7 separate regions of the Homo sapiens genome follow, and regions 1, 3, 4, 5, 6 and 7 are each linked to region 2. A link is a loop called in an ENCODE intact Hi-C map of the cell type or tissue named here. Cell type or tissue: IMR-90. All regions are shown on one strand.

Region 1 (4,000 bases), 460 kb after region 2:
CTTATTTTCCAAAACTTAGAAACCATGCCCAATGGAATATTGGCTGTGAAATGAATGAATGTGTGTCTCTGTTAGATCAGCCAGGCTGTTTCTCTTAACACATTCCCCCGACATGATTCTGAGATACATTAACATCACAATGCTTTCTTGACCATCGAGTCACACAGAAATGAAACCAGTCTGAAAAGATTTACTTTCCACAAGGCTATTTAAGTTACGACTACAATTTTTCTAGAGTCTCTTCTAGTTCCAAAGTACACATATATGAGTTATCTTTTTCTTTTCAAGACGAATTTTCTGGTTATGCTCCATTGTAAATCCCCTTTCGAAGTAGAAAGGACTTGTAAATAAATAATATGAGAAATTATTGTTACTTTTATCTAGGTTGAGGGGTTTATATAAATTCTGAGAATAATGAAGGATTCTATACTATGTAATCTATGAATCCCATTTTTTGCCGAAGATGTGACATGCCATGAGACTTTGCTGATGTGAATGGATACTATACATCTTATGTTCTTTTTCAATCACTTATTCTCCTACCTTATGATGCCTGTTTTATTTTCTTGCCCCAAGTAATGTTCTCTCTCAGTCTCTGAGGACTTAATAGCTCCATAAAGGCAAGGATCTTTAATTTTTTTTCGGTTTTATTCACTGCTTTATATCTAGAGCCTAAAACGATGTCTGGCATACAATAAACACTCAATATTTATTGACTGTTGAATGAGTTTTGGTTTTTAAATTTAGATGATGAAAGCAAATATATATCTAGCCACTAGTATGTGCCAAATACTCTTTTAAGCACTTTACACCTATTAACTTATTTAATCCTTAAAATAACCCACACAGGCACAGAGAGAATATAAATTTGTCCAAGTTTATTGGCAGAGGCAGGATTTGAACTCAAGCAGTCTGCCTCTGAGTCATTAACCACTGCACTACTACCGACTCTCTAGATAGCATACTTGGTAGAGAAAAAACATGTATGTTTTCCTTGCTTTTTAATATTAATTTTTAATTTTATATTTCTAAGTTATTTTATTAATTTAAATATATATTCATGTATGCACTGACTATATATTACAAATTTGTGGTTCAAAATTCAAAAGGTACAAAGAGATATAAAAGGAAAAGTCTCTCTCCTCACTCCTGTTCTTGAGCCAACCAGTTCTCCTTCCTAGAGGCAGCCAACAGCTTGTTCAAGTCTAATTCTGGCTCTGCGCTCCCCAGACATGTAACTTCAGGCAGAATACCTAATTTTTCTGTGCCTTGGTTCTCCGGCCTGAAAAATGGGGATAATAAAATACCTCCCACATGGAGTTTTTATGAGAATTAAGTGAATTAATATTTGTAAAATGCTTAGAATGGTACCTGTCACAAAATAAGTGCCAATAAATATTAGCCATTATTAATTTTGTGAGTCCTTCCAGATAGTTTACTCATATGTAAGATATATACATATATACACACACACACCTACACATACTCCTTTACCTCTCCCCCAGCCATTTTTTTTACAAATACAATTATGCACCTTGCTTTTCTCACATTTTAATTAAAAAATAAGTCCGCAAATATATTTTCTTCTGATAACCCACTATCAGCATTTCTGATGTGTGTCTTCTTGGCTTGAAGAAGGATAACTATGGTTTCCTGCTACTTTTTTTATTATTTCTTATTATTGTGATGGACATTGACGGAGAATAGCCATTCTGAGGGCAACCTGCGATAGGTAGGAATTAACAAAATCAGTCATGAAAAATGAGTGATGGTATAGATTGTGACCTTTTGAAGCTGGTTTTGGTCTCTGATCCATGTGGCTGTGGCAGCACCAAGAATTTCTGTATCAGGAAGTTGGGTACTAGCAATGATCTGACAAGAAAGTGGGGCCGGGGGATCTGTCTTAGAGTTGCATTTTCATAGAAAACATACTGTTTTCACCTGGCTTTAACACATATATGAAGTGGGGGTGTTTGCTGATGCAAGCTGTGAAGGAGAGGCATTATACCTGCCCCCCTCCCCTTTCCATCAAAGCATTCCTTGACCCTACCCCTGCCTCATGGCACTGTTGCCCTTGGCTCTACCATTTGGAGAAACAAAACAAAATGAAAACAAAACAAAAGAGAGAAACATAAGACCCATTTTCCTGATAGGCGCCCTGCCCGTAGAAGAAGAGCTGCAGCTTTGGCCCAGTCGGGAGGGTATGACAACCCCAAGTAGAGAGCTACTGAGAGAGGGAAGAGGAGAAGTAGGGGTTTTAATTGCAATTGCATTTTGATAGGAAGGGTAGTTGATCATACAACAGGTGAAGGAGGTCTTCTAGGGAGTGGGAGGGCCCAGACACTGGCTGTTAGCCAAATCCTCTCTCAGCTGCTCCCTGTGGTTTGGTGACTCAGGATTACAGAGGCATCCTGTTTCAGGGAACAAAAAGATTTTAGCTGCCAGCAGAGAGCACCACATACATTAGAATGGTAAGGACTGCCACCTCCTTCAAGAACAGGAGTGAGGGTGGTGGTGAATGGGAATGGAAGCCTGCATTCCCTGATGCATTTGTGCTCTCTCAAATCCTGTCTTAGTCTTAGGAAAGGAAGTAAAGTTTCAAGGACGGTTCCGAACTGCTTTTTGTCTCTGGGCTCAAGTTAGAGAACCTTGCAATCCTCAAAGATGTTAGGGCAGGAACAATCTGTCTTTCCAACCCCGTTTGAATGGCTTTTAGGTCACAAGTTATCCAAGAATGTCAGGGAAACTTTGCAGTTACACACCGACTCTCTGGTAAGGAAGCTCCAGAGAGACTGTGCCATGTGATGTCCCACATCAGTAGCCTGGAAGCCACAGAGTAACCCCAGACCCCTGACTCCCGGTCCCTTTGTCCTCTGAGGAGCTTCTCGGTCAGGGCCCTCATCCCAAATTCAGCCTTGTTGACCTTTTTCAAACTCAGCACTGAAAGGCTTCAAGGGCAACAGGAAGTCCCCAGGGAAGGGCAGCATCACCTTTAGGGGCTGCTGCTTTACTGGCTCTGTGCACAGAGAGTTCTGCACATGGAATGTGGACACTACATGTTTCTGAGCTGCTGCAGCTGCTCTGAACAAACGGACTCCCCCACTCCCGGGGAATCGAAACTACACAGTTTCACTCTGTCTTGTTGTGTTGTCAGCTGGCTTTCAGCATTCCCTTGTCCCCACAGAAACCTCTACATGGATCCCTTGCATGGGTGTTGTACAATGGGAGCTTTCATTCCTGCTTTGGCACCTGCAACCCTGGGTTAACAGTACCATGGAGCGGAGAAAGCGTTTACCAGAGTGCGGTGCCGCGATCCCACCCCGTGCAGCAGTTGAGCAGAGGCAAGTAGCAGGGCTATGTGTGCCTGCAGGGAAGGAGGGGAGATGAATCATGGGAGAACCATTCCCGCTGCTACCCTGAGTACTCGGAATGTCAACTACAAGTGTATTGTGTGAGGCAAAATGATACCCAATATTTACCCCTAACATATTCTGGGCTCCCAGGGGAAAACAGACCACAGAACCAAATGTACCAGCCAGGGTTCTTGGTTACAAGCCACAGAATCCATTCTTAATCAGAAGGCTGGTTCTGGAGCCAGGCTTTGAGGTCTCCATTCTGTCTTTATCTGTTACTCGCTGTAGGACCTATAAACCAATTATTCAACCACTCTGGGCTTCAGATTTTCATTCGTCAGATGAGGGCAGAAGGATTAATGCATTGAATATATGTGAACTAACTGGAGCAGGGCCTGACTCATATGAAGCATTCTGTTAACCATCATCACCATCACCACTACCACCACCACCACCATCATCATCATCATGATCATCATCATCATCAATTTATCCTCAATCAGAAGGTCATGGAAGCAGATTCAGAAAATGGGTAGGCATTAAGGGAGGATAAGCAGCAGGATTAATAGCAAAGTTTACGCTGCAGAAACAGCCTGATTAGAATGCTGTCCCTGGCACCACTGCCACGGCCTATGGTAGACACCACT
Region 2 (4,000 bases):
ACCAAACAGGTCGGCAACTTCTTTCAAGAATTCAGCTAACGTTTATGAGCTTCCATTGTGGACAAAATCCAATTCTAGGTGTTTCAGGGCTTGGGAGGTTGAGGGTGCAGACTTGTTCCCCAGTGCATGGGGGGCACTGGGAGTTGGGATAGCATCAGTCAGCTTTAACATGTCATATGTGGACTCTGATGAGGGATGTGAGAGCGAGAAAAAGACAAAGGGTGGGGACAGACTAATTTCGACTAAGGGACTATACAGGGATCCTTTTCCTGGAAATGAGATTAATGAGTCACCCTGAAGAAAACATGCTTTCAAGTCCCGTCTTAGCTTTGGCATTATTAATTCACATCCAGATTTGCTGCAAATGCATCTAATTAAGCTTCCAGCCTCCAGTCTTTCTCCACTAGAAACTTGCTAGCCCACTGCCACAATTTACATTCCCAAGTCATCCAGAGAGTTCTTGAGCCTGCAAGGGGTTCCTCCTTTGTGTAACGGTATGCACCCCATTCCCCATTATCCAAGACAAATTTCTTCCTGGGTTCAGAGTTTAGTTAACATTAAAATGATCCTGACTTTCATAGTTCATATAGAAAGGTTTTGGAAAGAAAGCAATCATGGATTATACGGCAATCTTTGTATTCTAGAGGGTGGGTTTCAGCATACCGCCTGCCCCAAGGTTACAAAAATTTGAGGATGTACAAGTCCCTAATAGAAAATGACATATTTTCATCTAGCTACACAATCCTCCCATATATTTTAAATTATCTCTAGATTACTTATAATACCTAATACAATGTAAATACTATGTGAACAGTTAACACTATATTGATTTTTTAATTTTAATATTGTATTGTTGTTCCTAATCATTTTTTTTGGAATATTTTTGATCTGCTGTTGGCTGAATCCTCAGATGTGAAACCCATGGATATGGAGGACTGACTATGTAAATTGGGCTATTTCTTCATTTGGCAATGATGTACCCAAAAGAGAACATTTTAACTGTAAACAAACTTTTGTAGTAAAAAATGCTTACCTTTGATGACCTGGAACTGAAGCCACACCTCTTGTAAGCAGTGAGAGACTGGCAAGGATTTGATTGTTTTCCTCTTTCAATAAGGTACAGCTGTGATCTTCCAGTGGCTTCCAATTGAGCCCACAGACTGATTGCAATTAGAATCACCTGGGGGAGAATTCCGACCCTGAAGTTTTTTGGTTTCCAGCCGTAGAGATTCTGTGGCAGAACTAGAAGAGCCTGGAAATCTATTTTCAAAAAGCTCCCCAAGGGATTCTGCATGAACCAACTTTGGAAACAATTGTTGCAGGGACTATATGATTGACAGGTAAAGATCTCGTCATTAGTGATACTGGATTAAGCTCTTACATGACCTCAGTTTCAAGGCTGTGCTCACTCAAGTTACTCACTGCTCATGTAGGGAGAAAAAGGATAGCTTGATGGGCAGAACCGAGTAGTGATCCCAAAGTCGATTGGGAACACTTGGTTGGTTCTACATGGGAGAAAATTTTCTGTGCTTATGACACATTATTGTTAAGGTGAGATTTGGGGAATTGGCATAAATCCTTTTTGCATATCTAGTACAACTTCCTGCAAGCAACAACTTATTGATTGCCTAGCTGTCCCCATTTATTGTTACCCAAAATACGTAATATTAAGTGATATTAGAAAAAAACCTTCTTGGTTGCCATTTTTCTACCTCCCTCATTTCACTTTTCCACGTTCCCTTTTTGTTTTTTAAAATATTTTTTCAACTTTTTAGATACAGGAGTCACATGTGCAGATTTGTTGCATGAGTATATTGCACCCAGGTTGTGACTAGAGTCCCTAGTAGGTAGTTTTTCAGCCCACGTCTCTCCCTCCCTCTCTGGTAATCCACAGTCTTTATTGTTCTAATGTTTATGTCCATCTTTTTTTTATAGTCTATAACCATAATTTATACTTTTATTTTAGTATTCAAGAAGTATTTTTGCATTTTTACAAAGGATTTTTTCAATTTCCCTTTGAAATCTGCATGTTCTTGCTAGCTTTTAGTGTACCTGGGTTTACGCCGCACTGGTGGAATCTAATACTTGGTACAAATCAACATCCTGGGGGTTGCTAGGAAGGCCACATGCACACTTTTAGGTATAGTTGATTGACACCAGCGATGGCTTGGTGTACTTTAATGGCCTGAAAGTCACTCTCAGCAAGTGCTCAGCTTTTGACGCTCAGTGTAACACCCAAGAATGACCAGGAGATGGTGTTGTGGATCAACTTTTCTCCCACATTGAGCCGTGCAGGTGGTTTTCAGAGAACCCAAGATGATGAGATACAGGCTAATAAACTCACATTTGCAAACTAAGTAAAATATTTGAAATAAAAAATTTAACTTTAGGGATAAAGGTTGATGAACTGACTTTGCACATTGCTCTAAAGCCATCAGATCTGAACTTGACACAGAGCTTGACCTTGGAGGAGGTGTAGTTTGTTGAATATTTACTGGCAACTTTCTGCTCTTAGTAAAGAGGTCAGAGAAAGCCCTTGAGGAAGATTGGAGAGCAGTCTGAGGCTTCCTGCCACCCTAAGAGCAGCACAGAGAAGTGATTACAATATAAATGGAATTCTAAGAAATGCATATATTTTATACCGTCCTTGGCTTAATCATGAAAATGTTAGGCAAAAGTTGCTATCTACAAAATTAGCATAAGGAGAATATCTGATGCCGAGGGTCACAGGATTTTGCCCAAGTCTTTTGTGATGGCTAAGCAGTTGGCTCCCTTTCCTAGGCATTCGGAGATAATGCTAACAGACTGTTGGGTTTTCCTCTTGTGTATTTATAACCTCTTGTGTTTGTAGTTAGAATGTGGCCTGCTGGAATGGATTTTCTTTCCTATTTGCATGTAAATAACACCACCATGACCCTGTAAATTTCCCACAAGCAGTTTTAGAAATACAGTGGTGTTATCCCAGAGGTGGGGGCCCCTGCATCATTCCTAAGAGTGTCTAAGTCAATTAACCCAGTTGGTTTGATTATGGGCCTAAGACATCCAAGGTCACAGTAACCATCTGTGGCAAGATCAGTAAAGTTAGAAGAGAGAAAGCCTATGTACTCCAGGCACCAAGAGGAATGTGCCGTAACACAGGCAAAGTATGTTACTGGTAACATGGAAAGTTATTGGTAACGTGGAAAAATTGCGTGGCTCAGCAGTATCCCTCAGTGTTTAACAGAGAAGGCACTTAATGATGTCATCCTCAACGGCAGAGCCATTTATGTTTATAGAGACCTTCCTAAGAATAAAGTTGTGTGAACTCATGGTTCCTGGCTCAGTTTTATTTATGTGACTCTTTATGACTTGTGTCTTTTAAGATTTTTCTCTTTTGTTTTGCTTTTTTTTTTTCATGACAATTATGAAGAAATGGAAAGATACCTTTGTTTATTGACGTAATCAGGGAAAGGTGTAAAATTCAGTGGTGATTCTCCCACTGGGGAGCCTCTACCAGCTGCAAAATTTTAGGAACTGTGGAAAACAGGTTTTTCACCATCCATGCATGCTTTCTATTGGTATTCCCTGTTAGCCGCTGCAATCCAGATGTGTACTTGAGATTTATTGTTGTTTACTTGGGAAGCAAAATCTCCCATGAAACAGGAAAAGGATCTTTCATATAAAGAATAAATATTTGTGTTCTAGATGGAGAAGCAAATGCTTTTCTGAGCCCAGTTTCTGGGGCTGGCTGGCTGAATGTCTGGTACACAATAATAGTTCACATTCATTGACTAAGGGACAGGCTCTGTGCTAAGCATGGTGCAAGTATCACTTTTGATTTTCATGAAACCTTGTGAAATAGGTACTGTTATTATCTGCTTTGCTTTTTGTTGGGGTTTCTTTTCTTTTTTTTTTTTTGTTTTTTTCCGACAGTCTCATTCTGTCACACCCAGGCTAGAGTCCAGTGGCACAATCTCGGCTCACTGCAAACTGCACCTCCCGGGTTCAAGCAATTCTCCTG
Region 3 (4,000 bases), 770 kb after region 2:
TAAATGGCACCACCATATAACTGGTTGCTCAAATTAGAAAAATTGACGCCATCCATGTCTTCTTTCTGTTCTTCAGTCTATCTAGCCAATAAATTACCAGGTCCTACTGATTCTATCTGCTAAATAATATTTTTGATCCATCACTTCTTTCTATTCGCCTTGCAAAGTGAGACCACCATCATCTCCACTGATTTATGGCAATGAACTCCAAATCTCTTCCCAGTGTCCAGACTTAAGGCCCTCCAACCGTTCTCTACATTGCCACCAGATTAATCTTTCAGAAATGAAGTGCTGACCTTCCCCTAAATAAACACATTCTAAACCCTTCATATATAGCCAAGGACAATGGCTCAAAACTGTAACCCCAGCACTTCGAGAGGCTGAGATAGAATGATTGCTTGAGGCCAGGAGTGCAAGACAAGCCTAGGCAACATAGCAAGACCCCATCTTGACCAGAAAAAAAATTAATTAGGCAGGCATGGCAGTGCACACCTATAGTCTTAGCTTTGAGAGGCCAAGACAGGAGGACCCCTTGAATCCAGGAGGTTGAGGCTTCAGTAAGCTATGATCATGACACTGCCTTCCAGCCTGAGTGGCAGAGCAAGATCCTGTCTTAAAAAAAAAGAATCTTTCATATCTTCCCCAGTGCTAGAAGCTCAACACATCAATAGCTAAAAGAAGTTACAAGGCAAATTTACAAAGTTTCTGCCAGGTGGGATTTGTTTTTGTTTTCAATATATTGCTTGGGTTCCGTTTTATGATTATCAGACATCAAGCCTTTTACTACTAAAAAGCTGATGACCAATATTTTGTCATAGATCTTTTTAAGGAAAACAACAACATATTTTCTCACTATACCAAAGAAGGTCTGTCATAAACTCTATTCAGAAACAACATGAATACTATAGTAATAGGGAAATATTCCAAGAGTTGGAGAAAAAGTATTTCTCTCCCAGACCTCTAAAACTAAGATTCAGAATTATTTCTGTCTTCAGATCTTAGACATTAGTGAGAACAAGAAGCAATGTCTCTTAACTGTGCATGCTGCCAGCTGATGGCTGAAAAGGAAAAGATTTAGGCCTGTCCCTATGGATATCATCAGAGAATCCAGTTCAGACATTCCCAGGCAGCGTGCAAGCATGGAGGTTTGAGGACTAGCTTACAGGCATGTGGTCTTGGACCAACCTCAGAAGCAAATTATTTATCAAAGTAAAGCACATTAGGATGACCATAGTTAACAATAATTTACTGTGTATTTCAAAATAACTGAAAGAATTAGAATGTTTCCAACACAAAGGAATGATAAATGTTTGATGTGAGAGATATCCCAATTACCTTGATTTGATCATTACATGTTGTATGCTTATATCAAAATATCACATGTACCCCATAAATATGTACAACAATTATGTATCCATGACTACAAATAAAAAAAAATCTAAAGAAAGGAATCTTTAGCTATCTCAACATCAAAAAGAAAAAAGCTGAGGTTTTCAAGAATGTGTGCACACGTGCAGTGTGTATGTGCATGTTTGTGATTTATTGAGGGCTAAAAAGAGAGCTGATATTCCCTCTATATACACTAAACTTATAACCACTCTCACCTCTAACCTAGGACCAACACTACACAACACACACACATCCCACTCATATATTCATACAAAGTGTACTGAGTCCATCTGATGAACTAATCTAATGATAGATTTGATATCTAATCCTCACAACTACATTGCAAGGTATATACTATTTTCTCTACTTTATAGAAGATGAAACTGAGCCCCTGAAGGCCTAAGGTCCGGCAACATGTAATAAAAGGAAGCTAGAATTGGAACCCTGGTGTGTTCAATTCCGAAACCAGCCCTTCTTCCACTACTCCTTCCTCAAAAGGCCTTCTAAGTCGTCACTCTCCTAGCACTGGTTACAAGAAATGTCGGTGGGAGTGGTTGTTTTACGATAAACCACTCTGATAAAAAAAATGCTCCAATGATTATTTTTGAGATGTCAGAGCTGAAAATGTACAGATTTCACTGGACGAAGAACCTGCCAAGTGGTGATTGCACAACCAAAGCACTGCAAGGAACCAAGGAGGCCAAATGTGTGTTGGAAAAATCACAGATGTCATCTGGGAATGCTCAGAGCCTTGGGCTTTCACGCTGAGACAGACTCGCTTCCACCGGAACCTCAGCCTTTTAAGGCTAAATCAAGGCCGTGACTTCCTCAGCTGAATCAACCTGACACTGTTCCCTGAGCTCACTGGGATCCTATTGGCAGAGCGTCAGCCCCGTCATGGAAAGAATGCCTCCACCAGGGAGGACTGGGTTAGTCCCCATCCTGAACTGGATCATAAACACCCACCTTGTCATAAAGCTGCTGTGAGTCTTACAATGGGAAGATGGGGGAGGCAGCACACTGGGGTCAGGAGTGGAGATACTTAGGCTCCCCAGAGAAATTAGTCACAAGTCTTATCCCTTCATCTCCATTTACAGCCATTTATTTGGGAGCAACATACTTTAAATGAGTGATAAACAAAATGTCTCCCCACAGCCCCCACCCCAGCATGTGTTCTGAAGTTCACAGGAAGGCTTCTCCTCATTTGCTTTGGGGCCCGCAGGCTGCCTGCTAACAGCTGGGTCTTCCCATGAACAAATTAGACAGTTAATGTTCCAGGATGAAGAGGGCTTCGGGGAACAGAATCTGCCGTTTATTTGACTTGCTTCATTAGACACAGTGCCATCATACCAAAATTAGAAAAAAGAAGGAACTCAGCGGAAATCAGCTACACAAGAAGAACCTCTCAGTTCTGAGAATTCACATTAACCAGTGATTAAGAAATATTAAAAAGGTATGAGCCTGTGAAGTTGAACATACAAGAATGCTTTAGAAAATGGAATGTTCACACTGTTGCCAAGTGACGTTCCTTCTAAGTATTGATTACTCTCTACAGATTATGGAAAATATTTGTCTGAGCTCTTATTTCAACTGCTCCATTCTCAGCTAGTGAGGAGAGTAAGATGTAGTGAGGCATGTGTTCAGAACTTTCTCCCAGAGGTAAATTACTGATGCATGACTTTTAAGGTGCTAGGAGAGGTAAGGAAACTTTTATAAAGGTCCCAGTGGCCTTCTAAGAGGAAAGGGACGGCAAGTGTTTAATGGAAAGTCATCAGGGTAGATTTAGGTGACCCCAGTCAAGGCCCAAGAAGGAACTACTGGCTTCTTTAAAAACAACAACAATAACAACCATAATATCATAGGTAGAAAGAGATTGGACTAGAGGGCAGGCCTGTACACCAAGACGGACCTCTGAGAATGAGTAGTAAGTGGTTCTGATTCTCTGAGGCCAAAACTGTCAGGACTGGTACTGACCCAGCCCTACTGGACACAAGTTTGCTCCCTAGAGAAGGGAGATATAGGGGAACCAAATGCAACACAGGCCAACTTTTGAAAGCTGCATTCTTGGGTCAGGAAATAGGGAAGAACTACTGTGGCTAGGGGGCTGCTGAGAAAAGGTGCTCTGCTACCCCTCCCTCCATTGCCATGAAGGGTTAACCCATTTAATTTGCATTTTCCTGAGTAAGAGGCTTGACACCAGCTCTCCCACTTGGCAGCCTGGTATTGCATTGTAAAGCAACCAGCTTCAGGGATGTTTATGGCATCTTCTAGCTTCATGGAGTGTGGTAGCCATGAAAATAAGCCACATAGACTTCCTCCTATAGAAGGTAGAATTAATCCAGGGTCCCAACTGCTGTATTTTAAGTCTGTTGCTGTGTTTGTACCTTGACCTCACTTTCCAAGGCTGCTGCTGGCCAATGATGTGGTATTGTGAGGGGACCCCCTCCTCTGAGAAGCTGGGCTCCTTCTTTAGCTGACTCTGGCACACGGACTCCCCAGTGGCTTTGCTGGAGCTTCCTTCCACTGAGCGGCAGTCTAGCATTCTAAGTTTCCACCCAGTCTTCTCTCAGTCTCCCCTTCACTCAGGGTCAGGCTAACACTGTGATCTGAC
Region 4 (4,000 bases), 1.0 Mb after region 2:
AATGAACACAGTCAGGATGAAGCTTAGAAACAGAAGAAATGAATGTAAAAGGAATTCCTACCCTGTAGATTCATTTTCTCTGGAAAGGAAGACCAACCAAGACAGTGAAGGTCTTGCAGAAGATGGGAGATGAAGCACATAGTAATAGTTTGGAATCACCATTTTGGAGAATGCAAGAGATTGCTAAACAATGCTGAGACTCCAACAGAAATTAAAAACCAAAATCCTTGCCTGTGTCAGTCAGCACAGTTATGTGATTTCCTCCCTCTACCCTCTGCATATCAGAGTAGAAAGAGACTACCAGATTTTCTTTGAGTATTTAACCCAAGCATCCAAGAGCAGAAGTATCATATATCTGAGTCTCACAGAAAAGGCACCTAGAAAAAAGTATTCTCAAATTTGAAAAAGCCTAATTGGTTATGATGTTGATGTTTTGTGTTTATATGCATTTCTATATTTGGAGCTAGAAACACAAGAGAGAAACGTGACAAAGACAAAAAGAATAACCTCTATCAAAAAGCAACCCTGTCACTAGATGTATTTGTCTCAAAGAATATTGAATTCTACCTGTATTCATTAGATAAATGATAGAAACTAAGGGAAAACTCCTGGCGATGTAAAAGAGTTTTGATTTTTGCAACATGCCTCTAAAAAAACCCAAAAGTGACCCCTCAGTAATGGGATGGGACAGACTTTTAAAATACTTCAGAGATCTCTAGCAAGTACAATATTGTTTACTTCAAAATCCCAGTAAACTTGAGGTTAATATGTCTGGATTATAAGGTTCAAATGTGATATAAATCAATTTAATGTTGTTTTCAACTTTCTCTTGGAGTCAAGGCATCTTTTGTGTTTAGCACCTATAAATAAAAGTAAATGCACTATCCAACCACAGTTATTTTCTTCATTTATTTGCTGTTGCTTATTTGTGATGTTATAAGCCAACTGGGATGGGTTCTGTGTTTTGGAAGCTGAAAACAGGTTGGAAATTGCCATTCAGCCATCAGCCCAAAGTCCTTAAGGTTAATTTTTTGTTTGTTTGTTTGTGTTTTGGAGATAGGGTTTCACACAGTCACAAATGCTGCAGAGCAATGGCATGACTGCAGTCTCAAACTCGTGGACTCAAGCAATCCTCCCACCTCAGCCTCCTGATGCTTGGCTAATTTTTAAATATTTTGTATAGACAAGGTCTTGCTAAGTAGCCCAGGTTGGTCTCGAACTCCTGGCTTCAGGCAATCCTCCTGACTCCACTTCCCAAAGCGCTGGGATTACATGCATGAACCACCCACCCAACCTGAAGCTAACTCTTAAATAAGAGGATAAGAAAAACTGACTAGAAAAGAAAAATATCCATCCTAAGAATTTCTCCCTTTGTTTAAAGACAAAAAATGAAAAGAAAGAAAGTAGGTTTGGGTATATTGATAGGTATGCTGAAATAGGTCTGGCTTTAATAACGTGATCATGCTTAAAATGATTCTCTCTGAATATAGCTTTCAAGTCCCTTGCAGCTCCAGCTTTCACATCATTAAGTCCACTGAATTTCCATGTTAGAACATCAGGACTAATCTAACATTACAAGAAGTGTCTGCAGGGTGTAGAGCAGTCACATGACTCCAGAAATACAATGTGAACTCTATAGGTTTAAGCCAAAAATGTATGCCAGGAGCTTTAAAATTTTTTTAAATGCTTTAAGGCTTTTTAAAGTACTTATTGTAACTAGATGCTGCCACCTACTGGACAATTTACAAGTGCCTGAAACTGTGCTGGCAACAAAAAATTATACAGGAAAAAAAGGCAAAATTTTCCTGTTTTCCTAATAATACTTATAAAAATATCTTATTTAGAAATGTATGGCTATATATGATTGATTAAAATAATTTTTAAATTTTTATACATTTCTAATTAAAACAGTAGCTGAGATCTAATGAGTAATGGGAAATTCATTTCATTGTAGAACAGATGAAAGTAGCTTCGTACCACCTTATGATAGTGCTTATGTTGAAATACCAGGAATATGAGACTTTCAAAAAATCCGTGGCATGAGGTCAAACTGGACTGTTGTGTTTCTAATTATTTCTTTCATACTTGCAGTGAAAATATTCTGCTAATAATACCAAGTTTAAGCTGATTATTCCAAAAGTTTCCTCTTTTAGAATAAGGTAATAGTTATGTAGTCCAAAAAACAAATTAATATAATTAGGTTAATAATGCAGCCTAAAGTAAATGCTAACTACTTTTTTGTTTTTAAGAATTTAAAAAAAACAGATATGTGTGGCAATAAATGACTCCAAAACATATGTCTATGAAGTAAACAGCAAGCAGGAAATTTCATTAAGGAATTTGGCTTTTCTGTAAAAGAACAATCATCAAAAAAAGATTCTAATTAAATCTGAAGAAGCCAGTAATACAATAATGTTACCTCTTCATTTTGGTGAACTGGTCAAGTGTGAACTAATTAAGACAGTCAGTAGCAAGAGTGAAGTGCAACAGACATCTGGTTCACCTAACAGTATCTTGTATTCCCTTTTCCTTTTACGTTGACCCTACTTTTGCATCTTACCTGCTTTGCACACACTGCCAATACATAATAACTAAGAAGTCTGAATCTAAAAATTGAAGCTTTAATAATGTCATCATGTTTAAAACAATGATTCTCTCTTAACATAGCTTTCAAGCCCCTTGCAGCTCCAGCTTTCATATCATTAAGTCCACTTAATTTCCATGTTAGAACATCAGGACTAATCTAACATTATGGGAAGTGTCTACAGGGCCTACAGCAGTCACATAACTCCAGAAATACAATGTGAGCATAGATTTAAGTCAAATATACGGGCCAGGAGCTTTAAAAATTAAACATATTTGACAGTTTTGATTTGGTTTTGAAAAAAGGGCAACTGAAAACAAATGTCTTGCCTTCCAGGACCAAAAGTTCACTGGGTAGTGAACTCTGTGACCGAAAAGCTTAATGTTAAAAGGCCACCATAGATCCACTTACAGAGTGGCCTGTCTTACATTGCTTGCTCCAGAGTCAACCACAAGCAGGTTTGGTCTTTCAGAAAAGCCCTACCCACTAGAAAAATCAGTATTTGACTCCTGGTTTCCAAACTATAGACATTGAGATACTATAATATCCAGAATCTCATTCCTGACACTGTCCATGGATTTTTTTGAGGGGGGGGAATAAGGGGTATAGTCTCATTTCTATGAAGGTATAGAATTACTGATAAACATTGAATGAAATATATTAGTAAGTTGTACTTTTCCAAGCAGACTACGTTCATATACTGGTCTTTAGACATTTAAATAAATAAAAAAGCAGTTCATAAGCTATAGCTTTAGAGGTGCTTTTACAATCTCTTTTTTAAAAAATAATGTAGTCATTGCTAAACTCAGAAAAAAAATAGGTTTGAGAAAACCATGTTATTCCAAAATACTGCCCCAATAAAATATATTACAAAGACACAATAATCAAAATAGAGTGGTATTAACATCAGCACAGACAGAAATTTTAATGGAATAAAATAGAAAATCTGAAAATAAACCCAGTTCCTACACGATAAAGCTAGCATTTCAAATAAGTGGGGAAATGACAGATTATCCAATAAAGGGTCTTGGAATAGCTGGTTAGCAAATTGGGGGAAAAAAACAAAATCAACTCTCTAACTCATATCTAATACCAAAATAAATCTCAAGTGGGTTAATATTTAAATTTTTTCATTAAATTATAACTGATGAAAGGAAAATATATATTTTTTATACAATCTTGAGACATAAAAGGCCTTTTAAAGCAGAGTACCAATGAATGATAACATAAAAGAAATGACTAACTAGAGCAAGAAATGTCACAAAATTAAAAAAAAAGTTAGAAAAATGCTTATGGTGTTTGTGACAAATAATTAATATCCTTAATATTAAAAAAGTCTTTCAAATCAATAAAGAATACCTCACTTTATAAAAGAGACTAAGACATGAGTAGGTAACTCACAACTTAGCTAAACCA
Region 5 (4,000 bases), 420 kb after region 2:
GCAGTTCAAATGGCTAAGTAATGTGGCCTCAGGTTTTTCCCAGGAACTCTTGCCATGTTTAAACAAACCCCAAGAATGACTGGGTAACACCCTGAGAATTGGCACTCGGTGGTACGCCAACAGCTTGGCTATCCGGAACGCTTCTGTCTGACTGCTTTTCCAAATTCAGTGTCTCCCAATCCAACCACGAAATGGCTGAGAAAAATGCCTCCATCCATCTTTTCCAGGGCATTCACCTCTTCCACTTCCTCACATGACCCTTTCCTACTTCAGCTGCTTTAGTTGGACTGTTTTTCCTTCCTCACCCTCCCACTCACTTCACAGAGCCGGTTTTAGTTTCTATCTAGTGAACACCGCAGTGAAGGAAAGCCAACATTTTTTTCAATCAGGAGAGTGAAGAGTGGAACTAGCCATCAGGACAAACTTACTTCATCTAGCAAATGTTCATCTGCTATTTTAACATCTTAGTTAGATCATATGGCCGCGGCAGCCAAAGTCCACAGGGCAACAGGCTGTACTGATACAATTAGCCTATGTACCTTCCCATTCCTGGAAGTGCTTTTCCTTGATTATCCTTGAATATCAACAGTTCTTAATTTCCAAAGACAGGACATATAACCTAACTCCCAAATCCCACAAAGAGAAGAAAAACCTGGCTCCCATCCACTCCTATGTTCCCAGCAACAGTCCCATAGACTCTACTTCTTCACAGTTTCGCTGAACAGTTACACTGAACTTTTCCACCACTTATACACTTGGTTGGAGCCAACATGTGTTCCTCCCGTATCATGTTTTTAGTAATTAGAAAGTAATTCTCTGAAGCAGAGAATGCTCTGGTTTGCCAAGAACAAGCTCTGTTGATGACTTCTGAGTGCTGCAAAGGGTTTTGCTGTGGGCTCCATTACAAAAATAATCACTTCGCTGACTACAGAGTCAATTTACTCCCTCAACGTGGGCCACCATTTGCCTAGCATTCTCCTAAAAGAATTTCCCTTTGAAAACTGGAATTTTGTAAACAGTTCATAGTCAGATCCAAGTTAGCTAGAGGTAATGAAGGTCTTTATTACCACTTTTAAATATCAAATGTTGGAATCAATGAAGTAGAATGAGCTCATTATTACTCACCAGATGGTATGAGGAGTCATGAAAGATAATCAAACATTCTTTAGTTTGACAAACAGTGGGTTTCCCAGCCCCCTAAATAGTCTTTTCTCCATTCTAGATATTAGGGTAAGCATATGATTATTGTCAATGTATACAGGTAACCAGTGCTGGATTCACACAGAACTATGAAATCAGCAAAGCTGACCTTCACTGTGTCTCCCATCCTGAATGTATTTTCCAGCTTTATAGTTTCCCTTCAACTTTCATTTTGAGATGCCTTTATTCTAAGGCTTCTCTATAAAATATAGGAGAGTGTTAATGGCTGAAACATTATTTTTTTTTCAAATCTATTTTTATGGTATTCTTTTTTTAAATTTTATTATTATTATACTTTAAGTTTTAGGGTGCATGTGCACAATGTGCAAGTTTGTTACATATGTATACATGTGCCATGTTGGTGTGCTGCACCCATTAACGCGTCATTTAGCATTAGGTATATCTCCTGATGCTATCCCTCCCCTCTCCCCCTACCCCACAACAGTCCCCGGTGTGTGATGTTCCCCTTCCTGTGTCCATGGACTGACACATTATTGATGTTCATAGGAAAGTTGTTTTAGCCTGATGGGATTTTCTAAGATGCATGCGTGAAATTCTAGGCACCAGCCATCAGGGGGAGCAGTTGTGGTTTTGTGTGGTGGGTCTTCCTGGTCTTTGCGGAATCAGAATTTAGTCTTACAGTTTCCTGCAGGTGAATAACCTACTTTACCAAAATGTGGAGATGGCTCATTCATTACCTGAAGAAGAACAAGGATGCAACTACTGTTCTTTAATGCTAATATGGAGCATCACATTGTCATTTGTAGTTAGGAATGACTTTCCCTGATAATAATGTCTGTTAGGTTCTGGCAACATTCTTTCAGACCTGTAAGTCTTGGGTAATAGTCACTGGATAATATTCGTAGTTCTCTCCCGCAGTGAATAAGTGGTGAAGGTTAAATTATTCCAAAAATGGATGTGGGCAATATTTAAGAAATTCTGATTTTATGACTTATGTTGCCTTGAAATATAATATTTTAATCATATATTTATATAATTTTTACTTAAAAGGAACTCAAAATACATTGCAGATGTTATTAAGGTGAGGAGTATAGCACCATAGTAGCTAGGATTTATTGAGTGTTTCCTACGTGCCAGGAGCTTCAAACAATTCTACATCCACATGGCAATCCTAATAAATAGATATTATTTTTATTTATTTATTTATTTATTTATTTATTTATTTATTTCGACGGAGTTTCACTCTTGTTTCCCAGGCTAGAGTGCAATGGTGCAATCTCGGCTCACTGCAACCTCCACCTCCCGGTTCAAGTGATTCTCCTGCCTCAGCCTCCCATGTAGCTGGGATTACAGGCGCCTGCCACCACGCCTAGCTAATTTTTGTATTTTTAGTAGAGACGCGGTTTCGCCATGTTGGCCAGGCTAGTCTCGAACTCCTGACCTCAGGTGATCCGCCCGCCTCGACCTCCCAAAGTGCTGGGATTACAGGCATGAGCCACCACGCCTGGCCCTATTATTTTTTCTAATTAACAGATGAAGGAACATATTAAGCAATTTGCCCAAAATCACAGGCAAGAATTTGAACCCTATTAGTCTGACTCCAGAGCTTGGGTCTTAGCAGCACCAAAGGTAACAGTACCTATGTTTAAAAGGATAAAATTAGGAATTTATTGAAAAATATAAGTGGTCAAGCTGGGATGGAAAACTAGTTTTGTTGTTGGTCTTTTTTCATTCCCAAGCAAGAACATGTTTTACTGCCTATCCCACTGAATTCTAGCCAAAGATTTCTCTGTAATAGAACAATAGAATAACTTTCCAAAATATGGTAAGAATGCAGATAGACTAGCAGTGGAGTAAATTCCCTTTCTCAAAGCAGGCAAGGAGGGTGCAGAGGGGTTAATCCTGATGACCCTTGTCAAGGGAGGACACTCCCAGATATAGCCTAGGCCATAAGGCCCAAGTCTCTTCTCTTTCTGAAATTCTGCTCTATCCCCTTTTAGCTTGTGAACCCAAAACTGGAAAGCTGCTTGGCTCTGTTTCCTCAGTTTTTGTTCTTGACATAGCAATCCAACGTTACTTACTCTTCATTTACTCTACACCTACCCCATCCGTCCTCAACAGACCATGATATCAGACCTTGGTTTTTAATTCCCCTCCCTTTCACTTAGTGCTTTAGGAAAGACATTGTTGACATTGGACCAAACCTCACTATTATTAACTCAGACCTGAGATACTTCTTCTGGTATATAACATTGTTTAACAGATTTCAAATACTCCAAACTGGATTTTCTTAAACCTCTAATGCAGCAGAATCATAGAGATCTTTAAAAATATGGATTCTAAAGAAAACATGACCTTGAAATAGACATATAGTTACAAAATAGGAAACAAAAAGCGTTAAATGAGAATGCACATTTCATGACAATTACTCGAACTTACACATGTAATTCTGTGAACTTTTCTGTGTGTTATACTTTAAAAAAACAAGTTTACCTTCAAAAGTATATGTTTCTGGGGTTTTTCTCCAGGCCTCATGAGTCAGCAATTCCTGCATTAGAGTCCAGGAAATTTTATTGTTAAATTGTCCTTAGTCATTGAGATAAGCAATTAGTTTGGCGAAGTACCAAAACTCCTAGGAGAGCAAATAGTATGTTAAGAATTCTAAGGCCAGGAGGATGAGGTTTATTTCCCACACAGAGAATGATTCTGGAAAACAATTAGATTGGGAAAATGTGCATTTCACTCCTACAAAGTCATGTGCCACTGCCTGGATGAACAGAGTATATATGTGATGCAGCCCCCTATTTTAGTCCACTAAGAGCCACCTTTCTTCTTTCAA
Region 6 (4,000 bases), 160 kb after region 2:
TTGAAACTTTTCTCAACTTTCTCTTAATTCTGTAGAGAAATATCTGGTACATCAAAATTTCTATTTAAATGTCTTCAAAGTAACCAAATTGATATATCAGTGAACAAGCACTCTTCCATTGCAAGGCTCCAGCTAAGATCTCATTGTCAAAGAACTTCAGACAGTTGGTAGGGAGAGATGAGATGGGGAGGAATGCTCTGTTATGTGAAATATTTCAGAACTGGAGTTTCTGGGCAAAGGAAATAACTGTCATTTTGGTACACGTTGGCATTGAGAAAATGCATAGAAGAGTAATTATCTGCTTGAAACACTCCACATGACTATGTACACCCTTCCTTTTTCTGATTAACTAGACTGGAAAACATATTTCCAGGGCTGTTTTGGCTTTGAGTAAGATGGTACAGTATTCATCCTTGTAGTTTATTTGGAATAGGAAGAACATCTAGCTTGTGGGGGTACATAAGGTGGTGTCTCCCAAGAGTCTCTTAAATAAAAAGAGGCACTCCAAGTCTGTAGTTCCTGGTTCTAGTTTAGCATTTTTGCTGAACAGCAAAGGATTACATTCCCACATCTTCTTGAAATAAAGGCTAGAATGAATCTTCAGTGATTCATTCACTCAAAAGCCATTCTTTTTCATTGGCTACTATGGGCTAACCATAGATCTCATGATAGGGCCACATCTGAACAACTAAGGCAAGTTCCTGTCTTTGTGGTTACTTTGCTAGTGGGAAGTTTAGATGGAATAAATAACATTTATAGAACACTTTCTATGTGCAAGCTCTCTGTCTAGGTAATTAAATGTGGAGCAGTCCAGCAATGGGTAACCTGTGTCCCTGCACATGGGAGGAAGCTTGGAATGGGGACCACGGGCACACAGGAAAATACTGGACACTGTAGTGCAGCTGGTGATGGTGGTAGAGGGCTGAAAGATGCAACTTGAGTCCCAGCCAGGGACTGTGGTTCATCATGAAAAGGGAAGATTGAGAAGTCTTGAAGGAGCTGGAGTTTGGCTAGAATATTAAGGCAGAATTCAGTCTTGGTGAAATAAGTCCCAGATACTTGGATCAGGTAACTAGAACTATGGTAAAAAATCCAGTGCTAAGAACATCACCTGGTGCATAGCAAGAGTGCTATCAATATTTGCCTAGTGAATAGAAAGAATAAAATTGACAGTAAATGTGATTTGATATTCACATCAGAACCTCTGAACCAGAGCTCTGAAGTTTTCTCATTAGGGTCAAGATTTCATCCAGGCATTTGGGGAGACCTGCACTCTGAAGTAGAAGTTAAGTAGCCCCATTCTGGAGATAGGTGAAATTTGGAAGAAGGCTGGTCTGGACTAGTGTGAAGTGTGGCCCACCCTTTGGTTCACAGGCATCATTGCTACCTTCGTATCCAGACACACTTCAGTACCACGACCAGTGGGTGGGACAATTTGAAGTAGATCAGGAAATGTAGTAGCTGTTTTCAAAACCATCAGCTATTCTTGTTTCCACAGTATAATACAACCCCAGTTGAACTGGAAACTATTTGGGAAAGATTTCCTGGGCAGAGCCAAAGTCTGCTAAAGCCTTTGTATTAATATAGCTATGTCAAAGCTATCACTTTCTGCTGGGATTACAGGCATGTGCCACCACGCCCAGCCAAAATGATTACGATTAATTCATTATCAGTCAATATTAAAATGATGTATGGTTAATGCTTTTTATAGGCTTATTTTTAACTTTGTTTTGTGACATATTTTTACATTTTTGTGTTTGAAAATGCATTATTCAGTTTCATTTTTTAAATTTTTGTACATGTTTTGCTCTCTTAAAAAATAATGTATCAGTTTTTATATCACAAAAAAAGCTGTCACTTTCTTCTTCCCATCCCTGAGAAATCTATTCAGCTTTGGGTCAGGAAAGAATATAAATAGATTTTATGTCTATGTTTACATATATAGTGCATGGCATATATTTTATACTGTATGATCTGATATATATATACAATTTATAATTATACATAAATATGTAAGATTCACCAGACTATAATATCAGATTATATATTTTAGTTTCATTTATTAGATACATAGTAATATATATAGTTTTGCATATATACTGTTTATAGTGTCTCGTGTGTGTGTGTGTGTGTGTGTGTGTGTGTATGTATATCAGATTAAGACATGGTGTTGGTGCTGGTCCTACAGAGAGTCAGTAGGAAGAGCATGGTGAACAGCTGATACCAAGAGGAGGTGTGAAGCCAGGGCAGAGACTGTGACTTCTGCCATTATTTATGCTGCCCCCTGGTGTGGGTAGCTCCAGGTCAATGAATATCAAAGCCAAGAGGAATAAAAAGTTAAAGGTGTACGCTGCCCCAGATGAGGGCTCGGCAAGAGGTGCTGGCATCATCAGGAGCTCCTGATGGGGTGGCAAGGATGGCATAGGCTGGGGTAAAGGGAATAATACCTGCCACAGCCAACACTAACTGCAAATCCTCTCTATGAGCCCTGTGCTATGAGCTTTATACACACTATCTCACTTTTTCCTCAGATGGCCCTAGGAGGTACATACTGTTATCCTCACTGTTTAGATGAAGATACTGGAGGCTTAGCAAGATGAGCTAACATCTGAGAAGCATGCCTGCCATGTAGTATGTATCCTACAGGTATTTCTTAAGTGAATAAAGCCACCCAGGTGGTAACTGGAGATGCAAGATTGTGCTCAGGCTGACTCCAAAGACAGACTTCTTATCACAATTTTTCTTCAAGGATTTTATTCTTGCAGAGAGCATGGAGGCTACCGGAGTCACGTTTAGCAGTTTTGTTTTTGAGCAGGGAATGTCTGTGCTCTCCCTTAAGTAAGCCCGGCTGCCAGAATACACTGGTGGAGTTATGTTACGAACCAGGAGTAGCCTGCTGCCTACTGGTTATCTACATGAAGGAATGCTGTTTTGCTATTTCCCTCCCACTGATGCTGAAATTGAAATGGGGAAGGACTCCAAGTACAACATGTCATGCAAGGGGTTGAGGGTATCCTCATGGGATCACACTGAGGACCTGCTGAGAACACGCTGAAATCATTATTCTGACAGATCAGGAATACTTTCTCATCCACAGCCAGCAGCCACGTATGCTGTGCACACACTGTGGTCTGTCTGAGTTGGCTTCTTCCAGAAAGTAGGCTCACAGTGGGCGTCTGAGGGCTACTCCTGCCGGGAAAGCAGTCTCATTTGTTCATATAACATAAACTTAAAAAAAAAAATCAGGAAACAAGGACTCCCAGCTGGAGATGTGCCTTTGAAGACATTCTTCCAAGAGGTCTTTACCACAAGATGAGCACTGTGACTCCAGGAACAGACAGTGCATATCACACCCTCACCACTGGGACCACAGCATGCTCAGAGCCTTGGTCAAGATTTCTCCTGCATGTTGGTTGACCAGGCTTTGAGGTTAACATTCAGTCTTTTAGGGAAATCACGTTCTGCAGTCAGGGCAGGGTGTCAAAATGAAGAAGTCAGCCTTCTTTTGGTTCCTCCCATTTCCACCAGAAAGTCCATTCTGTGAAAAGAGGTATTGCTTTTTCTGGTTTTAATATAATGTAGTCCTGGTTTAGAAAATCAGAGGATTGGAGACTGATGAGCCGTTTCTCTGGATTCAGGTTCATACGGTCCTGCCTGAAAAGGAATCAATTCTCTTACATAGGGGATTTGGAAGACAGAGAAGGTAGAGGCTTCTGGAGCCATGAGATGCCTGCCACAGCAAATGGCCAGAAGAGAGAAGTCACATGGCAAAGGGAATCTGGCCCAGAGGCATTCCTGCAACAGCAAGGGGGCTAAGTGAACGACACTATTGTTTCAAAAATGTACCTGATGATCTAATTTTGGGTATATGTGATTTCAAGATGCATACTGACCATTGACCTGTTCCTTATGCTCAGAGCCAGAAAGACAGAATCCAAAAACTCAGTGTAGAATTCTTTGTTTAACCCCTTGGCCATTTTGTCTAAACTGTCTCTGAGAC
Region 7 (4,000 bases), 290 kb after region 2:
ACCAAGCATGAAATCGACACTTTCTAGCTGCGTGGGAAAATTCCCCAGCTTCTCTGTGCCTCAGTTTCCTCTTGCATAAAACAATACCCCTCTCACAGGGCTGTTGTGTGGATTAACAGTGTTAAAGCATGCACAAGGATTACAACAGTGTCCAGAACACTGTAAGAGCCCTGTCAATGTTACTGCCTCTTGCTGTCTGAGCATCTTTAGTTGTGCTCTGAAAACTGCTCCTCCTGGTGATGCCCTCCGGGCTTCCATGTGCCATTCCTTTGGAACCCCTGTCACCCCTCAAAGCATTTCATATGTACACCATAGGAATAGGAAGAAGGTACCAATCCTGTCACGCTATAGCTGATGGCCCCCTTCCTATCCACTCCCCTAAACCCCTAAAGTACACAGCTCTCCCAGATCAAACACACACACCAGCACTTTTTCCTCTGGGAAGGCCAGTACTCCCTCTCTACTCTCAGTAGCAGCCTCTGTCATTTGTCCTTTACTTGCCAAACAAAAGCCTATTCATTTATTTGTTGGAGGTGGGGGATCGGCTTCAGGAAAGCTTGCATCACTGTATTTATTAAAGATTGCACAGCCCAAATGCAGATAAAGCTTCTCAGAGTAGGAGAAGAAAAAACACTACTCTTCCTTCTGAGTCTTCTATGGTAGTGAAGGAAATGACAGACTAAGATGAGAATATTTTGCTCCACTATGTTTGTGTGTATCATCTGGCTCTCCTACTAGATTGTAAGCTCCATATAGTCAGTGAATTTAGCTGCAGAACTTCTTCTGTATTTCACATTTATTAAATAAATTTAAATGAATGAATAAATAAATCTGAATAGGGATTTTATTTATTAGGTGTGAAAGTTTATTCTTTTTACTTTCTCACTCTTTCCTTTCAACAGCAAAGGTATGCTGTTCAATGTTTAATAACCAGCTCTTCATGGAGACGGGGAAGTCCTGATCTGCAGAACTTGCCAATTTCTTTGGTGTGAATATTCCTGTTATAGGTGATTGCAAGTGAGTAGCTCACAAAATTCCTGGAGATTTAATAATTGGCTCTAACATGCAGTTACAGAATAGCTCCAGCATACCACTAAAAATAGGTATTAAATTTGTTTTATATATTATAGGGAAGATCCAGTATTCTTTAACATAAATTGAAACTATAATACAAATTCAATGGCTATTCTTCTAATTATATGACTACATGTATACACAAATAAATGAACAGGTGTGCAGAAAGAAGTTAATGTAGCAGGCCTGAGACTGATATCCAGAAAAAAAAAAAAAAAAGGCTTACAAGGTTGGCCCGTGACTGGCTTTGGGGAACTTACATTCTAGAAGGTTTCCCACTATTCCCAAAACTCCACGTGGAATCTCTTCTCCTCTGTATTATCACAGTATATTGATATACTTTCATTATGGAACTTAATACATTGCCGTATTTCCAGGTCCCCTTAGCAATCCCCATTTTCACCCCCAGTTCCAAGACAACGAGCTTCCCAAGGGCAAAAGCCACTGCTGTTCTTTTTGTGATTGTAGTGGGAAATAGAAGGCCCAGCACCTACTAGGGCATTGGGTTCTCTAAATAGATTGTATTGCATGGGGCAGGGACATTTTAGGTCATGAGAGAGGTTGACTATGGTGTGAAAAATGAAAGACTATTTAGATGGAGGGCCAATTCTGAAGCTTTGTTGACAGTGAAGACAGAAACAGATATCCCTGTCCCTTCTCCTGTCTCTTATCCATACTGTGTTCTGGTGAATGGGTTATGGGACATCTATGTGCCCTTTCCTCATTGTGTTTCCAATGTCTACTGTGCTATGGATATCTGAAGGGCCTCCAATGTGCTTGATCTTTCATAGCACCCCAGGTGGCTGCTCAACTTTCCCAATTCCCATCATATGGAAGGCAGCAGAGCAGAAAGGTTGGGACAGAAACAATACTAATTAAAGGTCATTGGAGAAAGGGTTCCTTCATTAGGAGATGACTTCAAGGAATCAACAGGGAAGACATGAAGTCTCTAATTCTATGAAATTCAAGTCTCTAATTCTATGAAATTCCAGACTTCCCCTTGTTGGCTATTGTTTTCCCATGTTTCATTAAAACTGGTTTCAACACTTCAGTAACATGGAATTTGAAGGCTTGTCTTCCATTTTCACTCAGTCAGGCATGCCTAGCATTTTACTGGTAGACTGAAGGAATGCAGGTCACCCAAACAGGACAGATGACTGGAATAATTTGAAATCATGCCTAGTCTTTTTTTTTTCTTCTCTCTTAGCTCATGTACAGAAATGTTGGAAGCTTATTAACTTCTGGTAAGAATAGTTAACAGCAAGGATGAGAGAAATGAAGCATTCAGATGATTAATATAAAATGGTATCAAAACAATGGGTTACTCATTGCATTTTTTCATTTCCCAATGATGAAAAGCCACTTCCGTTCCTCCAGCTTTGGAGCGAACATAATATAAGCACAAATGAATTGAGTGGGAGAAAGTTTTATGACCTTTATTATTTGGCCCAAGTTCACAGCAATGTCTGAAGAGAATGCCAGGAAATCTCTGTTTAGACTAATTTGCAGAAGAAACTACTGTTAGGGAATGATAGCTGTGTATTTATTTATTGAATTCGTCTCTTGGACATAAACATACTGTCTACTAACCTATTTACATGTTTAATTAAACACATTTTCCATCAGATTAAAATGAGAACAGGAAACTACCTCTCAATGGGTTTATGTGGAGTGTCAGCCACATGCCAGACCCTGCACTAGAAACCCTGGTTGCACAGTGGTTAACAGAACAGACTTGGTCCTTGCCCTTGTGAAGCTTATAGTTTTGTGGGAGAGAGAAATTAAACAAGAAAACAATTAAATGAATAATCACAGATTATGATGTACAATAAAGGCAGTGGGTGCCAGGAAGAAGAACTTATATTTGGTGATGAGAGACCACCTCTCTGAAGAAGGTACATTTAATCTGAGGCCTTAAGGATAAGGAAGAGTCAGCTGGGAATAACAAATGTCTATTTGTGGGAATAAACAAGGAGGGGACGTGCACACAGGCAGAGTGAACAGCGTGTATGTGGATTTGAGGCAAGAAATACCTTGCAGAGATATGGAACTGAAAGACTGTAAATATGGTTGGAGCATACTGAAGAAGGGGAGAATGGTATATGACATCCTCTACAGTAGCTAGCCCAGTCCCCTCAGCACGCTAGGGTTCAATACATCTAGGGTTCAATACATTTTTGTTGATAATGAATAAAGTTCCTAAAAAAATTTTAAGGTTAACTTGTGCCCCAAGTTATGATCTCATCCCCAGTCATTCTAACATCTCTTCCAAGAATAGAAACTATTGGGGAGAGGGCACACAGCCTCCTGGGATAGACATACACTAATGTGGACGCTGAATTTTATGCAACAGAAATAAAATACTGCCAGTGAGTTGTGAATTTGCCTATTGGATTAAGAAGCTTAATTCAATGGAGTTTAATTGGGACAGATTGGTTGGTGATAGTTGGTAGCAGGGAGCTGGAGTGTTTAGCCAAGAACTACAAAAATCTTAACACTCTTTTTGCTATGGCCTCATCAATAACTGTGTCCCTCAGCTTAAATCCAAAGCAAATGGAGTTGATGGGGTGGAAAAAAATTATTTTGTACTCTATCAGTGTGGACCTAAATCACTGACATTTTCCAGTCATGTAAACTTTAAACCAGGAAAAATGAATCCAACTCATGAGGGCATCCAGATTGTATTTCAGCTACGCACAAAATGAAGAATGGGTAGACTACCAAGGAAACAAGTAGCATAGGGTATAGTGCCATGATTCAGTTTCAAATGAAATTCATATTGAGATAAAGACAAATAATTGAGCCAAGTTCTGAACTTATTTCCAACTCTCCCAGACTGGAAGTGCTCAAGAATATACGACCAGCAAAAAAATTCATTAACAGATTCTTTACCTTCTTGAGCACTCTTTTATCATCCTGGAGATTT

What was found. Hi-C counts contacts between places; a loop is a spot of excess contacts. Peaks named below come from ENCODE experiments on the same cell type or tissue, not always from the same donor. Only the 100,000 strongest peaks of a DNase experiment are listed, where the experiment ranks them.
Region 1: it touches region 2 in a loop (6-fold over the local background); 9 of 110 quality-filtered maps call a loop at or near these places.
Region 3: it touches region 2 in a loop (7-fold over the local background); 2 of 110 quality-filtered maps call a loop at or near these places.
Region 4: it touches region 2 in a loop (17-fold over the local background); 74 of 110 quality-filtered maps call a loop at or near these places.
Region 5: it touches region 2 in a loop (5-fold over the local background); 5 of 110 quality-filtered maps call a loop at or near these places.
Region 6: a loop joins it to region 2, with 8 times the contacts of the local background. A loop is called at or near these places in 12 of 110 quality-filtered maps.
Region 7: a loop joins it to region 2, with 5 times the contacts of the local background. A loop is called at or near these places in 13 of 110 quality-filtered maps.

The regions. Positions count from the first base shown.
Region 1 is chr15:39,169,795-39,173,794 of GRCh38, forward strand. The region is part of intron 1 of LOC105370777 (a long non-coding RNA gene); the gene reads right to left. It overlaps LOC124900600 (a long non-coding RNA gene), which reads left to right. Exons shown (of 3, transcript XR_932142.3): 3 at 1-371. It overlaps LOC105370780 (a long non-coding RNA gene), which reads left to right and starts at 3,801. Exons shown (of 3, transcript XR_007064591.1): 1 at 3,801-3,885. RefSeq lists enhancers at 1,570-2,525, 2,526-3,481 and a silencer at 2,254-2,548. In IMR-90, a CTCF peak has its summit at 2,457 (motif pointing right); DNase peaks (open chromatin) are centred at 2,437 and 3,107; H3K27ac peaks cover 1,953 bases.
Region 2 is chr15:38,705,770-38,709,769 of GRCh38, forward strand. No RefSeq gene overlaps it. Among named protein-coding and RNA genes, the nearest start is that of LINC02694, 11 kb to the left of the region's middle. In IMR-90, a CTCF peak has its summit at 2,251 (motif pointing right); DNase peaks (open chromatin) are centred at 2,272 and 3,242; H3K27ac peaks cover 1,226 bases.
Region 3 is chr15:39,470,847-39,474,846 of GRCh38, forward strand. LOC105370783 (a long non-coding RNA gene) reads left to right here and starts at 2,373. Exons shown (of 5, transcript NR_188226.1): 1 at 2,373-2,842. In IMR-90, no CTCF peak of the experiment used is centred here; a DNase peak (open chromatin) is centred at 2,185; H3K27ac peaks cover 3,725 bases.
Region 4 is chr15:39,755,341-39,759,340 of GRCh38, forward strand. All of the region lies in intron 5 of FSIP1 (fibrous sheath interacting protein 1), which reads right to left. Among named protein-coding and RNA genes, the nearest start is that of FSIP1, 26 kb to the right of the region's middle. In IMR-90, a CTCF peak has its summit at 1,738 (motif pointing left); a DNase peak (open chromatin) is centred at 1,721.
Region 5 is chr15:39,124,324-39,128,323 of GRCh38, forward strand. All of the region lies in intron 1 of LOC105370777 (a long non-coding RNA gene), which reads right to left. Among named protein-coding and RNA genes, the nearest start is that of LINC02915, 120 kb to the right of the region's middle. In IMR-90, a CTCF peak has its summit at 1,780 (motif pointing right); DNase peaks (open chromatin) are centred at 1,108, 1,798 and 3,778; H3K27ac peaks cover 2,737 bases.
Region 6 is chr15:38,862,069-38,866,068 of GRCh38, forward strand. It overlaps a transcript of LOC105370777 not described here. Among named protein-coding and RNA genes, the nearest start is that of LINC02694, 170 kb to the left of the region's middle. In IMR-90, a CTCF peak has its summit at 2,259 (motif pointing left); a DNase peak (open chromatin) is centred at 3,053; H3K27ac peaks cover 1,802 bases.
Region 7 is chr15:38,993,999-38,997,998 of GRCh38, forward strand. The region is part of intron 2 of LOC105370777 (a long non-coding RNA gene); the gene reads right to left. Among named protein-coding and RNA genes, the nearest start is that of LINC02915, 250 kb to the right of the region's middle. In IMR-90, no CTCF peak of the experiment used is centred here; a DNase peak (open chromatin) is centred at 2,263; H3K27ac peaks cover 2,379 bases.